Linked DNA regions of Homo sapiens: regions 2 and 3 are each linked to region 1. The links are chromatin loops, found by intact Hi-C in ENCODE. Cell type or tissue: PC-9. All regions are shown on one strand. Region 1 has its middle 100 kb from the start of MATN1-AS1. Region 2 has its middle 200 kb from the start of MATN1-AS1. Region 3 has its middle 33 kb from the start of MATN1-AS1.

The links. Peaks named below come from ENCODE experiments on the same cell type or tissue, not always from the same donor. Only the 100,000 strongest peaks of a DNase experiment are listed, where the experiment ranks them.
Region 2: it touches region 1 in a loop (8-fold over the local background); 2 of 110 quality-filtered maps call a loop at or near these places.
Region 3: it touches region 1 in a loop (13-fold over the local background); 2 of 110 quality-filtered maps call a loop at or near these places.

The regions. Positions count from the first base shown.
Region 1 is chr1:30,616,141-30,621,140 of GRCh38, reverse strand. No RefSeq gene overlaps it. Among named protein-coding and RNA genes, the nearest start is that of MATN1-AS1, 100 kb to the left of the region's middle. RefSeq lists enhancers at 1,972-3,171, 3,389-3,558. In PC-9, no CTCF peak of the experiment used is centred here; a DNase peak (open chromatin) is centred at 2,590; H3K27ac peaks cover 2,173 bases.
Region 2 is chr1:30,520,648-30,525,647 of GRCh38, reverse strand. No RefSeq gene overlaps it. Among named protein-coding and RNA genes, the nearest start is that of MATN1-AS1, 200 kb to the left of the region's middle. In PC-9, no CTCF peak of the experiment used is centred here; a DNase peak (open chromatin) is centred at 2,397.
Region 3 is chr1:30,682,893-30,687,892 of GRCh38, reverse strand. No RefSeq gene overlaps it. Among named protein-coding and RNA genes, the nearest start is that of MATN1-AS1, 33 kb to the left of the region's middle. In PC-9, CTCF peaks have their summits at 2,496 and 2,706; a DNase peak (open chromatin) is centred at 2,402; H3K4me3 peaks cover 753 bases.

The sequences.
Region 1 (5,000 bases):
GAATGGAGCTGAGACCCAAACAGGTGAACGACTTGTGTGATGTTTCATGGCAGGGGATGGGGCCTGCAACCCAGAACTTCTGAGCCCCCAGACCCTAGTCTCATGCCTCCTTACTGGACCCCATGCCGGGTCTCACAAGGTGGTCACTGCAACAGCTTCAACCCCAGCCATCATTCCCAGGCCACACAGCCAACCTCCCTGCCACGATAGTAATTACACCTCTTGGAGGTTAATTTGTAAAGAGACAGTGGAAGTCCTTATTTTAATAGCAATTATCAAAATCATGCTGGAGGGGTGCTGTGTAATGGGTAATTATCTGCAACAGAACAACAGTATCGTCAATTCTATTGAGCTCTTTCCAACGAACCTAGAGTTAATCCTGGAAAGCAGCTAGCGTCAGCTGATATTTGTTTAATAATATTCTTATTAAATTCAAATGGAAGTCCCTTTAAAAATCTTCCCCAAGAGGAATGTGGCTAGTTTACCAAGACCTCAACTCCACGGTGTCCCACTGAATTCCCATGGAGTTTGTCAGCATCCCTCCCTGTACCACATCACCCCCTCATATCAAGGCTGGACCACCTTCACCATTTGTATCCATTTATGTATTGGTTCAGTTACTCATTTGCTGGTTAATCCTTGTACATTTACTTCATTCATTCACTCATTTATTCATTCACTATTCATTATTCATCTCTTGCATCGGTTTCAAAATCTATTTAAAAATTCTTTCTCATGTTGGGCGTGGTGACTCTTGCCTATAGTCCCAGCACTTTGGGAGGCCAAGGCAGGAGGATTGCCTTGAGCCCAGGAGTTTGAGACCAGTTTGGGCAACATGGTGAGACCCCATGTCTACAAAAAATACAGAAATTAGATGGGCATGGTGGTGTGTGCCGCTAGTCCCAGCTACTCAGGAGGCTAAGGTGAGAGGAGAACTTGAGCCCAGGAGGTTGAGTCTGCAGTGAGCTGAGATGGTGTCACTGCTCTCCAGCCTGCACAACAGAGCAAGACCTTGTCTCAAAAAATTACTTCTCACACTCATTCACGTGTGACTATATCCTTTCTTCCATCATTAGTGCCCCCATTTCTTCTTTCATTTATTTGTACTTTGTTCAGATATTGTTTTCTTAGATTTTAATATAAGTGGTATTCTACCTCTCATTTACTTCTTTTTATTTATTCATTCTTTCTTTAATTGGCTCATCCATTCATTCGTTCACTTACTAATATGCTTTTTCATGCATGACTTCATTCATTCATTGCTCTTTTATTCATGCATGGGTTTGTCCATTTATTCATCAAACATGTATTGTTCGCTCATAAACTATGGCCGTTTTGTGTCTGGTCTGAAGTGATCCAGCCTTGTTCAGCTCTCCAGCGTTTTCTGGGCATCTCAGAAAATGCTGGGCAATTTTCTTAAGTAAAATTCTTTGTCAAAGTGTAACAAGATGACACTGAGTTTCCAAGATTGGGTGACTAGGAGAGTTGCTCAAACCTTGGACCCTGGGAACACAGTGAGAGTTAGGTTAGAGAGAAGTTGAATTCACTTTTGGACATATTGTGTTTGAGCTACCAACAGCTCACCCAGGAGGAGACATGGGATATGTGGAAATGCAGAGATCAGTGAATTAGGCCTGGGGTGGGAGCAGAAGACCTGGGGTGGGTCTCACCTCTGCACACCTTGCCTGGGACTGTGTATAGCAGAAGCACCTTTCCTGTGATTTCTGTCTCTCGCTGTTTGCCCAGGGTGTAATCAAGAAATGGTGAAGTCTGAAGAGAAAAAATTTGGTCATCTTGACCACCACCCAGCCACTTGTTCCCTGATGTGTTTCATTTTGAAAGTGGTTTCAGGCAAATTTTAGCCAAGTTGATCTTTGCTGCCTTGCTGAGCTACTTCAGCTCCCAGGAGCACCTACTGGGTGGAAGACACTGAGTTTGGGACGCTGGGATCAGGCTGAAGTTGGTTTACTGGGTGGGTCTGGAAGAGGCAAACACAAAAGTTGACCCTGAGGTGGTGCATGCCCCTGTTCCTCCTTGGCATGTGGGCTGGGGTCCACCTTCTGCAGGTAGGTCTGCCCCTCTCTCGGGGTCTCTGCTCCCAGGGATGAAGGGCTGTGGGTGGCGATTCTCCCGGCAGCCAACTGCCCAGGTCTCCTGAAAAACCTCATCTCCCAGGGAGTCCCTGCCTAGACCTAGAGGGAAAAGTGAGATGCCTCATTCTGTTTTCAGGCCCAAACAGCTTTCTCCAGTCAAGTTTCACCAGATACAAAGCTGAAAGTCCATTTTCCTGTTTGGTCCTAACTAGCAAAGGAGCAGGATCTCTGTGACTGGCCCTGGGAGAATGACAGCAGCTCTCTGTGAGCCCACACTGCAGTCCCTCCCAACCTCAGCTTTCGTGGCCATCTCAGAGAGAGGCAGAGCAGCCTCAGGTCCCTCCTTCAGGCTCTGTCTTGAGAATTCAGGTCTGGGCAGCTGGAACAGGAGTGTGCAATTTGGAATCAGTTGAAATCCAGCTCTGGCAGGTGACTCACCAGCAATGCAATCTTGGGCAGGTCCCACCACCTCTGCGAGTCACAGCTGCCACATTCACGCAGTGGGGATAATTATCCCCACCTTCTGGGACTATGGGGAAGATCGAGGTGATAGAGGTGAAGATATCTAACCAACTCTGCTGCCTCATTCATCCAGGGTGAGTCACAACATTCTCACCGAGAGCGACATTTCCTCTCACTTTTGTTCTTTGAATCAAAGTCTCAAGATCAATAAGATTGTCCTTCCTGCCTCCTCTCCACTCCTTCATTTATCATCCTTCATCTTTGACTGATTTATAATTTTAGAAGTTGGAAGGAATCATAGAGACCAAGGAGTCCATGTTTTACACATTGGGGGAATGGAGGCCCAGAGAGGAATAGCAACAGGTTCAAGGTCACCCTGCCGGCTTGGGGAAGGGTCCTGACACCTGCCCCCCAAGAGTGCAAGCCCCATTTTCTTGTCTGCTGGGCTGCACCTCTCCATTTTCTTGGGTCCCCTGTGATCTACTGGGAATGCTTTCCTGATATTTTCATTGAAAACAAAACCCAACAAAATGAATGGTATCTTTAAATTGCTACATTGCTCTGTGGCTGTTTTCTTTTCTTTTTTCCTTTTAAGATGTACACACACACACACACACACACACACACACACACACACACTGCTCCCTGCCTGTGTCAACCAGCCAGATTTTCTAATCTAAACTGACAGTCAGTTTCACTCCAGAAGAAATGTGTGTGATCTCTTGCCCGTGTGAACATAGTGTGCTATTGATATAATCACCGTCCAGTAAAAAGCCCACTGAGAGAATATATTGCAGGAGGAAGGGTTTAACTTGGGAAAACTCAAGTTGCCGCACACATATATTTTACCTCTCAAACATTTTTTTTTAAACCGAGGAGGAATAAATCACTTTTAAAGGTTACTTTACCCTTAAAAAGAATCTGAATGTGCATCTTTCAAGCACATGTCGTATGTGTGAGATGTCAGCGTTTTATCACTTGTATAATCCGGCCCTCTTGTCTTTTCCTATTACTCCGAAGACCTTGGCAAGCAACTTACCCCCTCACCATATCATCAGTGATATTTTCTATGCAGTCTGAAGATTTGTCTTTGTTAATCTCCTCTGAGAGATGACGTCGGTACTAGGCCAGAGCAATGTGGCCAGACAGCCAAGAGATTTCAATTTAGGGCTCCCAGAACTTTCAGTATATGAGTCATCACAGCTACCATCGCCTGAGGGCCTACTGTGCGCCAGCACTGTGTCAGACGCTTTTTAATTAATCATCTCTAACCCTCCAGCTCCCACCCTGATTCCATTCACTGTCACCCACTGCCAGGATGATTGCAGGAGATGCCCGATCATCTCCCCAGTTCGATTTCACTCTTGCGCCCTGTGGTCTCGTCTCCACCTAGAAGCAGGAGAGAGCCTTTAAAAATGCCCCTGCAACCATTTCCTTCCTTGCTCACACTCTCCATGGGTGCCCAGCTTCTGCAGATTAAAGCCTGAGTCCTCTCCTGGTCCCAGGCCCCATGACCTCTCTGACCTCATCCCCTACCCCTCTTTACTCTGCCCCAGCCACTTGGGCCTCCCTGCTGACCCTTGAGCATGCCAGGGTCACTCTCACCTCTGGGAATCTGCACGTGTGGCTTCCGCTGCCTGGGCTGACCACCCAAGATGTCCTCATGGCTCCCAGCCTTCGGGCTGTTCCCAAGTGAGTCCTTACTGAGGCCTTTCCTGATCACCCGTATAAAACCGCACCCCAATCTCCTGACATTCTTCATCCCCCATCTCTATCTGATGTCTCCTCATCGCTTACCACTATCTGGCATATTCCGTGTATATTTGATTTATTTCCCTTGCTTATCATCTGTCTCTGTAGCAACACATAGCATCTGTGAAGAAAGGGGTGTTGCATTGTTTTGCTTATTAATAATTTCTAGAGCTTAGAATATTGCCTGGCACATAAATACTTATTGTATGAATGAATGAAATAATCTCATTTGATTTGTGTGTGTGGTCAGTCAGAGATGTTAAGACAATTAACAAAACTGGGTGTGGTGGATCATACATGTAATCCCAACACTCTGAGGGGCCAAGGCGGGTGGATCACTTGAGCCCAGGAGTTTGATCAAGGCCAGCCTGGGCAACATGGCGAGACCTCGTCTCTACAAAATATAAAAAATTAGCTGGGCATGGTGCGTACCTGTAGTCCAGGTACTCGGGAGGCTGAGGTGGAAGGATAGCTTGAGCCTGGGAAGTTGAGGCTGCAGTGAGCCTTGAATGCACCACTGCACTCCAGCCTAGGTGATTGAGCAAGGCCCTGTTTCAAAAAGGGAAAAAAAAGCAATTGACAAGTAATGAATGAAAATATAATCTCAAGACTGCATGACAGAGAGTGACCAGGGGCTACTTCAGGTTGGAGGCATGGAAAAGCCTCTTTCAGGAGGTGGCATTTGAACTGAGA
Region 2 (5,000 bases), 95 kb after region 1:
AACTGTGCGGACCTCCCTGGTCCTCAGTTTCCTCCTAGGATTCTGCCTCACGTGGTTCAAAGAGGGTTGTGGGGGCCACATGGGGTTTCAAAGAGAAAGCACTTCATAAACCATCATGGGGCACACATCAGAGAATTTCCTCCTCCTCTTCTTCTTCCCTCTGTTCCTCTTCCTGTTTCTCTTCCTCCTCCTCCTCCCTTTCCTCCTCTTCCTCTTCCTCCTTCCCTTCCTTCTCTTCCTCTCTCTCCCCCTCTTTCTTATCCTCCTCCTCCCCTTCCTCCTACTCTTTCTTTCCCTCCTCCTCCTCTTTCTTCTTCAGCAGAATTTGGGGCTCAGTTGTAAGATGATGGGTTAACTTCCTTTTTTTATTTCCCCCCAGGGTAAGCTTTCTATGCGGCTTCAGAATCCCTCTGCATAAGCGGCCCCCATTCCTGATGCCCCTCACACCAGCGGCTCACCCCAGGCCTGGCTGGTCTAGGGCAGAGCAGCATTAGCGCTGGGCTAGCTCATGTGGGCGTGTGGGGGAGGAACACTGAGCTTCTGTTCCTCACATGTGTCCCATGATCTTGTCTTGATGGTGTCCTGATTATTCACTGGGGAAACCGACTGACTTCCACGGCAGAAACTCTTGGAGGGGCAGACACTGGAGGCGGCCCCACTTGTCCACAACCAGCGACTGGCCCCTGACCTTGGCCAGATGCTCTCCCTGCCCTGGAGGGAGCACTCGGCCCAGCTCAGGCCCCATGGAACTGGATGCTGGCTCCTCCTTTGAAATCCAGGAGCTGCCCCAGCCACTGTTCCTCCTGGTTTGACTTGCTGCTCTTGTCTTCAGTGCTGCAGCAGTGGCACCTCTGCACATCCAGTACCTTCTCCTTCTTCTCTTTTTCTTTCTTTCTTTCTCTTTCTTTCTCTCTCTCTCTCTCTTTCTTTCTTTCTTTCTCTTTCTTTCTTTTTCTCTCTTTCTTTCTTTCCTCCTTCCTTCCTTCCTTCCTTCTTTTCCTTCCTTCCCTCCCTCCTTCCTCCCTTCCCTTCCCTTCCCTTCCCTTCCCTCCCCTCCCCTTCCCTTCCCTCCCCTCCCCTCCCCTCCCCTCCCCTCCCCTCCCCTCCCCTCCCCTCCCCTCCCCTCCCCTTCTCACCCTGTCACCCAGCCTGGAGTGCAGTGGCACGATCTTGGCTCACTGCAACCTCCGCCTCCCGGGTTCCAGCAATTCTCCTGCCTCGGCCACCCAAGTAGCTGGGATTACAGGCGCCTGCCACCACACCCAGCTAATTTTTGTATTTTGTAGTACAGATGGGGTTTCACCATGTTGCCCAGACTGGTTGAACTCCTGGCCTCAAGTGATCCACCCACCTTGGCCTCCCAAAGTGTTGAGGTTACAGGCATGAGCCACCGCGCCTGGACTGTATCTTTTTCATACATCATCTAGAATCCAATTCTGCTGCTGTAGGCAGACCCATGACAAGGAAAAATAGTTTATCCCATATGCCCTGACCCACCCACAGGGCTGAACGATTGTGGCTGTGTGAACCTCAGACCCACCAAAAAAGGGAATGAAAATGGAGTTCACAGCAGCCTTCTTGATGAAGGGGGAGGCAATGTCACCCCCTTTCCTTCCCCATTCACTCCCCATTCCCTAGCTTCCTTCCCCAAACACTCTCCATTCCCTAGCTCTGAAACACTGGTCCTCATGATCTGGGCCAGGTGGCAGGAGGTGCCAGGTGACATATGTGAGCCAGGTGACAGGTGTGATGCCAGTGGCCCCACCTAGACTCTGACTCATGGTGGCTGGGCCCTTGTCCTTGGTTGCTTGATGCAAAGGGAACAGTAAGGACCACACCGGGTGTCAGTGCATCAATCAGCAAACACAGAACAAGCTCTTGGCTGGGGCTTGGTGCTGTCATGGTCTTTTTATAGCCACTTACAAGCTTGTGGCTTTGGGCAAGAGATATAGCCCTGAAACCTTGTTCTCACCTGGAAATGGTGATGGTGTTGACCCTGAGTTCCTCATGGTGCTGTTGTGAGAGTCAGGTGAGTTGCTCCACAGAGAGCTCTCAGGACAGCAGAGGCTACGCCATGATGACAGTGGCAACATGAGGCTGATGCTGGCTCTCCCATTCCCACAGCTCCCCATCATCAGGTTCAGCACCTTCTTGTTGGTCCATCTCCCAAAAGGCTATGTCATCAAGAAGGGGCCTCATCCCTCCTCTCTGGCTTAGCTGGTACTATCACCTACATATTGGAGGAGGGGCACATTTTTATTGTCTCAAGGCTTCATCTCATCCAGAAAGGAGGAGTTTACTTACCCTGGGAACTAAATCATGCTGGCAGTCAGGCCAGCAGAGACCAGCACGAGCTTGGGTCTTTTGCTGTCTGATCATAGTGGTTATGTGTCATAGCCAAGCTGACATTTTTTTCTCCTTTCTCACCTTCTAAAGAAAGATGACCATCAACAGGAACTATGCCAGTTTAATCTCTCTGAGCAATGTCTCACCACCAGTGCAGGGACGTGCTAGGAGAATGTATGATCCAACCTGCTCACTGGGAAGGTAATTCCAGGCAGCAGGAACAGCAGGAGAATTTGGGGAAACCGAGGTACAGGGTGGGAATTCAACCTGCTCAAAGTCACATAGTAAGTTGGTGACAGAACAGAGACCAGGATTTGATCTCCTGACCCATGGCTGATGTAGTCTTGGCTCTGCCTTGGCCCACGTGGTTTTGAGGGGTGTGGAGACAGCAGTGAAATGAAGCCCATGGAGCAAAGGCCTCATGCTGGAACTCCCTGGGCTTCAGAGGGGCTGGCGCATGAGGGCTTTCCCAGTCTGGACTGGGGCCAGTGGACAGACTTGAGGTCATGATAGCGGGAGATGAAATTGTCAGAGGCGCTCGGTGAAATGAGGACAACCTGGCAGATATGGTCTGTCGGTATCAGGTTGCCAACTGCTTGCCAACACCTCCTAAATGAGTGTTGCCTGATCCCAGTTTGGGAAATGCCGTGTGCAGGCATTTAAAAGTCAATGTGATTTCACCATGAACTTTCACAGAATTGGCTGGGCTTCCCTGCGAGTTTGAGCAGAGTTAGGAGGTGTGAGCATGTGTTTTCTCTATTCCGCTGACATATGATGCAATGAATCCCCGTCTCAGATGGAGCTTGTGTTCTGGTGGGGGATGCAGATAGTACACAAGCAATCATGCTGGGAAGTGAGAAGTTCCGTGGGGGAATTGGACAGGGTGAGGAGACGGAAGTGAGGAGGGTGGGCAGTGTGTCAGTGGGGATGTGGCAAGGGACAGATGAGATGGCACAGTCAAGTCAGGCAATTTTTGGAGAGTGTAAAAAAGAGACCAAGAAGGCGAAGGCATGGGCAGGGCATAAGGAAATCCTGGAGATGGTGCTGTTTCCTGGCATCCGGCAACAGAGGGCTCCATTACCACCCTTGGGTTTGCGAGGGTGCGGGGAGGAGCAATGAGTGGAACCCGGAGATGGAGAAAGCTGGGTGGAGGAGCCCTGCCAGGGGGCTGGGTGGGGAGGGACCACATGATAACAGGAGCTGAAAGCTGCAGTCTGAGGAAAGCTAGCCTTAGCTCTTCCCAGGGCAGGACCTTGTCAGGGGATAAACACCCCAACCTTCCTCTCCTCCTCCTTCCTTGATCTCCTGCTGGGGCTCCCTGTTAACCAAACTCACCTTGAAGCCAGAGGATGAGGAGCCCCTTGATGTAGCCGATAAGGGCTGCCACCCAGAAGCACAGAGTAGAGGGGACAAGGGTGAAGCGAGGGTGGGAAGGGACACCCCTGTGCAGGGGGAAGGGTGACCTTAGCACAGTGCTCAGGGAAGATGATTTGGAGGAGACAATGTTGAAATTGACAGCTGAGGCTGAGAAGGAACCAGCATGAGAAAAGCCAGGGGAGGGAGCTCCTGGGAGAGGGAACTGTAGGGCCAAATGATTGAGAGGCAGGTGAGGCCAGATCCCATGGCCGTGAGGGCTGGGTGAGAAGCTTGGGTTTTATTCCAAGTTTAGCCGGAGGCAATGGCTGACTTTTAAGCAGAGGAGCAACATGATTCCACCTGTGAACCAGGCAGGGATGGGGGCAGGGGATGTCAGGGAGGCTGTAGCTGTGGGCAGGCCAGATGAGAGGCCTGGACTGGGCAGTGGGCAGAGATGAAGGGACATGACCGGAGTGGGATGCATTTTGGAAGGAGTATCTCAAAGAGCTGCAGGATGGATCAGATGCAGAGGGCAGAGGGCAGAGGACAGGAGTGATCAAGGGGACTCCAGGGCTTGTGGTCAGTGTGGGGTGGGGTGAAGCTGTGCCCTGGGCTGGGTAAGGTGGGAGAAGAGTCAGTTCAAGGGAGGAAATAGCCCTGTTTTAAACAAGAAAGCTGAAGATGGGTTTTAGACCTCCAAGGGAAAATGCCAGAGCAGGCAGCTATGAATCTGGGGCTGCCTGTTTAGAGGACAGGGGGTCATCTTTGAAAGGACAATTACATTAATTTCATTTTAATTGAAGGACTTGTTCATTCTTAATTATTCTTAAAATCTTAGCACTTTGGGAGGCTGAGGTAGGTAGATCATCTGAAGTCAGAAGTTTGAGACCAGCCTGGCTAACATGGCGAAACCCTGTCTCTACTAAAAATACCAAATTAGCCAGGCGTGGTGGTGCATGCCTGTAATCCCAGCTACTCTGGAGGCTGAGGCAGGAAAATGGCTTGAACCCGGGGAGCAGAAGTTGCAGTGAGCCAAGATCGTGCTGCTTTTCTCCAGCCTAGAGAAAAGAGTGAAACTCTATAACAAACAAACAAAATATGTGTATGGGGGTTGGTGAGATGTTGGTCAAAGGATGTAAAATTTCGGTTATATAAGGGGAATAAGTTCAAGAGATCTATTGTACAACGTGGTGACTATAGTATTAAAATATGGATATTTACTAAGCACCCTGCTGTGCTGGGCACAGTCTTGGGAGCAGAGGATATGCTGGCTGCAGATCAGAGGAGGCTGCATGAGG
Region 3 (5,000 bases), 67 kb before region 1:
CTCTCTCTTTCTCTTTCTCTCTCGCTCTCATCTACTCAGTCAGGCTGGTCTATCAGACTCTTGCTCTATTTCTTCCCTCTTGTTCTCTCTCCCTTGTATTCACTTGATTCTTCCCCTAGAAACCCAGATGGAGGAAAGGGGGTGACAGGAGGATGGGCACTGTGGAGCCTTGTGGTCTGCGATTAGAACCCTTGGGTTGACCCTGAGTGTGATGAGGATGCGAACCTTGGTGGTTTGGGAGCAGAGGAGTGACATGCTCTGATTGATGGGTTACTGTGACTGGCTGCTGGGTCGAGGAGAGTCTGCAGAGGGTGGGCGTGGATAAAGCAAGGCATCCCTGTGGGCAGGTGAGAGAGGCAGGTGGCTGGACCAGGGAAGTCATGGTCATGGGAAGTGGTCAGTTTCTGGCCATGTTTTGAAGTTAAAGCCATCAGGATTTGCTGGCGGATTGAATGTGGGTGTGGCAAGTGAGGTGTCAAGGAGGACTCCAAGGTTTAGACTGAGCCACTAGACGGATGGAGTGTCATTCATGGAGATGGGGCAGCTGTGGGAGGAGCAGTCTTGGGGACTGCTGGGGACAGCAGCGAGTCTGGAGTTAAGTTTTGGATGCTGAATTTGAGAAGCCCATTAGACCTCAGAGAGGTGACATGGAAAAGGCAGTTGGATATAAGTACCTGGAGCTCCAAGCTGGAGAAACACACTTGGGGGTTTTCAATGCTCAGTCCCTATTTAAGCCTTGAAACTGGCTTGGGCCATCTAGGCAATAAGGCTAGACAGAGAGAAGAAGAGATCTGAAGACCCAGCCCTGGGGCATTCCCATATTTGGAGGACATGGTGATGACAGAAACAGGCAAAGGAGGCTGAGGAGGGGTCCCAGTGCTTCCTCCCCTTCCCTGGAAGCCCCCAGACCCAGCCTGTGGACCTGCCCAAGAAAGAAAGATGCAGAAAAAAAATAAACCCTTCCAACTTGTATTGGGAGTCAGAGGGGAGGTAGTACATGATGTGGGGGTTGAAATCGGAGCACTGGAAAAGGCCAGATTTGGACACACAGGATTTACAAAAATAGCAGTTAAACAGCCTCTTCTCAAGTTGATGAGCTGCTAGAAAAAGCCGCACTAAATTAAAGGGTTGTGCTGTCTCTGCACTTAGATTCCCCGCTCCTCTCTCCCTACTATCTGCTTCAGCCCCCCCAAGGAAGTCCCACAGCCTCCCCCCTCTCTCATTCCTTTTTTTTTTCCTCCTCCCTCCTCCCCCAGAGCTGTACCCTGAGAGGTTCCAGTGCAAGCAGAGAGCTGCGAAAGGGAGGAGGGCAGGAGGCGGACAGCTCTTCTCCCTCAGCACCCACCCCAGCCCCTGCGTTCCATCCCTGTCTAGGAGCCATGGAGGATCCCAGAGGGTCCCTCCTGCTGACAGGTGCCCCTGCCTCTACCTCCACCTCCTCTTAACAGTGGGGGTGGGGGAAGTGCAGGACCTAGGGGCTCTTGACTTCAGCTCCTCTCCCCTGAGGAACGAGGCCCACATTCATGGCTAACCAAGACTGGCCTTAGTGGCTTCGCACCTGCTGGGCCTCCACTCCCTCCGCAGCCTGAGCTGGGAAGGACCCTGTCTCCTGGCTGCCCCCACCACCTATAGCTCCTGGCGGGGGTGCATTTCAAGATATTCAGGGAGGAGGAAGCTGAGCCTAGGTCTGCAATCTCTTACCGAAAAGAAATTTATAAAATGCGTAAGGCATAGCACTCACGCAGCTGGCACTAACTGGGTGGCCACCCCGCTCGGCTGCAGGTGAGGAGGTGGGGGCTCAGGGAGGTCGAGAGGAGCAGAGGAGGACCTAAGTCCAGCTCTGCCTGCCACTCGGCCCTGGGTCTTTCCATTGTTGGGGGCGGCTCCGAGGCTTTGTTATTCATTCACTCATTCCTCCAGAACACCAGAAGCCCGGCCCCTGGGAAGCTTGGGTCCAGTAGTGGCCCCAGAGAAGACAGGGCAGGGGCCCAGAGGGGTGCAGAGGAGCTGGGGAGGGGAGGACACTGGTTTGCTTGCGAGGAGCAGGGGAAGCGAATGGGGCGCTCTGCTGGGAGGCACTGAAACCCACTGGTACTGGCTTAAGTCACAGCTGGGACCTGACTCCCAGGAGAGGTGAGGTGGGGAGGGCAGCAGGACCTGAGGGAGGGGACTGCCCTTTCTCCCTCTCGGGTCCCAGCTCAGGGCCAGCCTTCCGCCTCCCGCCCTCCGCCTCCAGCCCTCCGTCTCCCGCCTTCCCTCGCTCAGGTCCAGCCTGTGGACAGGGCCCGGTCCGGGTCTCGGGGCAACCCAGGAGTTGATTGGTCCGACTGGGTTCAGGTGTCCACCCCGGTCCAATTAGCTGTGGCGGGGGCGTGGCCACACATCATATGCAGGTGCCCGGGGCCGTCCTAGGGTCCAGAGAGGGCGGGCGTTGTGGGGCGGCGTCCCAGGGACTGTCAGGGACTGGAAGCCCAGGGCCGGGGGAGGGGGCGGTGTCGGGGGCTGTGGGTGACGTAGGGCGGGTGGCGGGCGGGGCGTCGCTGTGCTAGGACGCAGAGGGGACGCGGCCCTGCCGGTCGCCGCGCGGTGGCATCTCTCTCCGCTGTCACCTGGAGCAGAAGGAGCTTTCCCGGAGGAGCCTCGCTCTCCTCACAGCGCCCTCTTTCCTTCTCCGCTTTGCTCATCACGCTGGTGCTGGTTTAATTCATTTGTCGGGTTCCTCGACGGTCGTCCTTGTTCCCACTGGAAAGTCAGTTCCCGGGGAAGGGGGCCCCCGTCTGTCTCTTTCCCAGCCAAGAGGCTGCTGGGCCCGGGAGGCGCCCACCGTGGGGGAAGTCGGAAGTTATTTAATATTATTAACAGCTGTTAACATTAATTGAGCACCCAGTGTGTGTGGGCCCCGTGCTGAGAGCCTCTCACCCGCTGTCGCATTTGATCCCCACAACAGCCCCTGGCAGAGGTGACAGTGCTGTCACCTTGTTACAGATGAGGGATCTGAGACCCTTAGAAGCAAAGCGCCAGACCACATGGGTAGCAAAGCCAGGACTTGAGCCCAGCCTGTCTGACTCCAGGTTCATCCTCAGAACCATGCACCATGCTGCCCTGCTGTGTGCCAGGCCTTGTGCTGGGAACACAGATGGAGGATGCACTGTCCAAGTGGGGCCCATGGTGAGTCAAGGAGTTGAGCTCTTCACAGTGGGTAATGAAAGGTGTTGGTGTTTGGCTGACTCCCCTGTCTGGACCTCACTCAACGGATGGGAAAACTGAGGCCCAGATTGAGGCAGGGGCTTGCCTGATGTGACAGAGCCCAAGTCCTCCAGGTGGGACGTGAGAGATGAAGGGGGGTGGTCAGAAGCTGTAGGTCCCTCTGGTGGTGTTTGTTCTCCAAGGATGCAGAGCTGAGGGGCTCAGACCCTTGGCCGTCCAGGGCCCAGCACAGTCTTGGGTGGGGTGCGAGGCTTACTGTGTGGGCTCCAGGGGAATTAAGTGAGCAGCCAGCCATGTGTGGGTGGATGGAGCAGAGATGGGAGGGAAAGGGCTACTCCCTTGAATTCAGGTCATGTGGACATGATGTCAGGGCAGGTGGTTGGAAAAAACAAAACAAAAAACAAAACAAAACAAGACCAAACAAACAAACAAACAAACAAACAAACAAACTAACTATAGGAAACTACAGAAACAACAACCCAACCTTACAGAGTATTATTCAACATATTTGGTGGGTACTGAAGACCGAGAACTTTCTAAAGTTGAAATGTTGTGAAGTTGTCACTTTGTAAAGAAAGAAAGAGTCAGTAGGGCCTGTACCAGTAGGGATGGAGGTGGCCTTTGTCCCTGATCCCCCCTGGGAATCCTCCTGCACTCCCAGGAAGGGTGGTGACGAAGGTCTCTGTGACTGGCCACTGTAGTGGAGCTGGGGGCTGCACGATAGCATTGACCCCCTTGGATTTGTCTTGGCTGCCTGGAGATAATGGTTTTTCCCCCAAAGCCCTTGCATTCTCCAGAAGGGACCTTGTCTAGTTGTCCCCTGCTGGTCCCCAGGCTCAGCATGGTGCCAAGTAGTGTGCAGTGGACGAATGAATAAGTGCAAAATCCTTTACCTTTTCCCTGACACTCACTCAAGTACGCACGCAGGGCAGGGGCTATATAGCAAATTGTACAAGGTTTACACAGCACCCACTTAGGACTGGAACTCCTGTTCCTGGGCCCACAGAGCAGTTCCAGAGAAGGAGAGGTGCCAGACCTTGCAGCGCAGTGGATGGAGGCTCTGGAAATGGAGAGCATCTGGGTTTCAACCAGCCTGGGCAAAAAAGTGAGACTCAGTCTCTACAAAAAGAAAGAAACATTGGCAGGGTGTGGTAGTGTGCACCTGTAGCCCCATCTACTTGGATGCTGAGGTGGGAGGATCCCTTGAGCTCAGGAGTTTGAGGCTGCAGTGAGCTATGATCGAGCCACTGCACTCTAGCCTGAGTGACAAAGGGAGGCCCTGTCTCAAAAAAAAAAAAAAAAAAAAAAAAGAAACAAAGAAAAGAAAGAAAGAAAAGAAAGTATTTCATTGTGGGCAGCATGCTAAACTTCTGAGTCTGTTTCCTTTTCTATAAAATGCTACTTCAGAAGCTATTTTCAAGAATTAGGAAAAAGAAAAGCATGTGGACCACTTAGCACAGAGCTGGAGGGCTAGGCATGTAGTAGACAAGGAAGGAATGATATTATTTAGGATGATAATGACGATTGGCCATGAGGGCAGGGGTCTCATCTGTCTTGTTCACTGCAGCATCCCTACGGCCTGCCCTGGCCTGGCACATAGTAGGTGCTCAGTGCATGTAGCCCCTAGACTCCACTGCCAGCAGCCTGAGGTCTTCTCTGTGCAGTTGGATGGATCCTTCCTGATCCCCCTCCCACCAGAGACAGCAGCAGACTCTCAAGGAAGGAGCAATTTCACGGGATTCTCAATCTCTCTTTTTCCCTTCAGTGCCGATCCATTTCCTTATTGGCTTCAG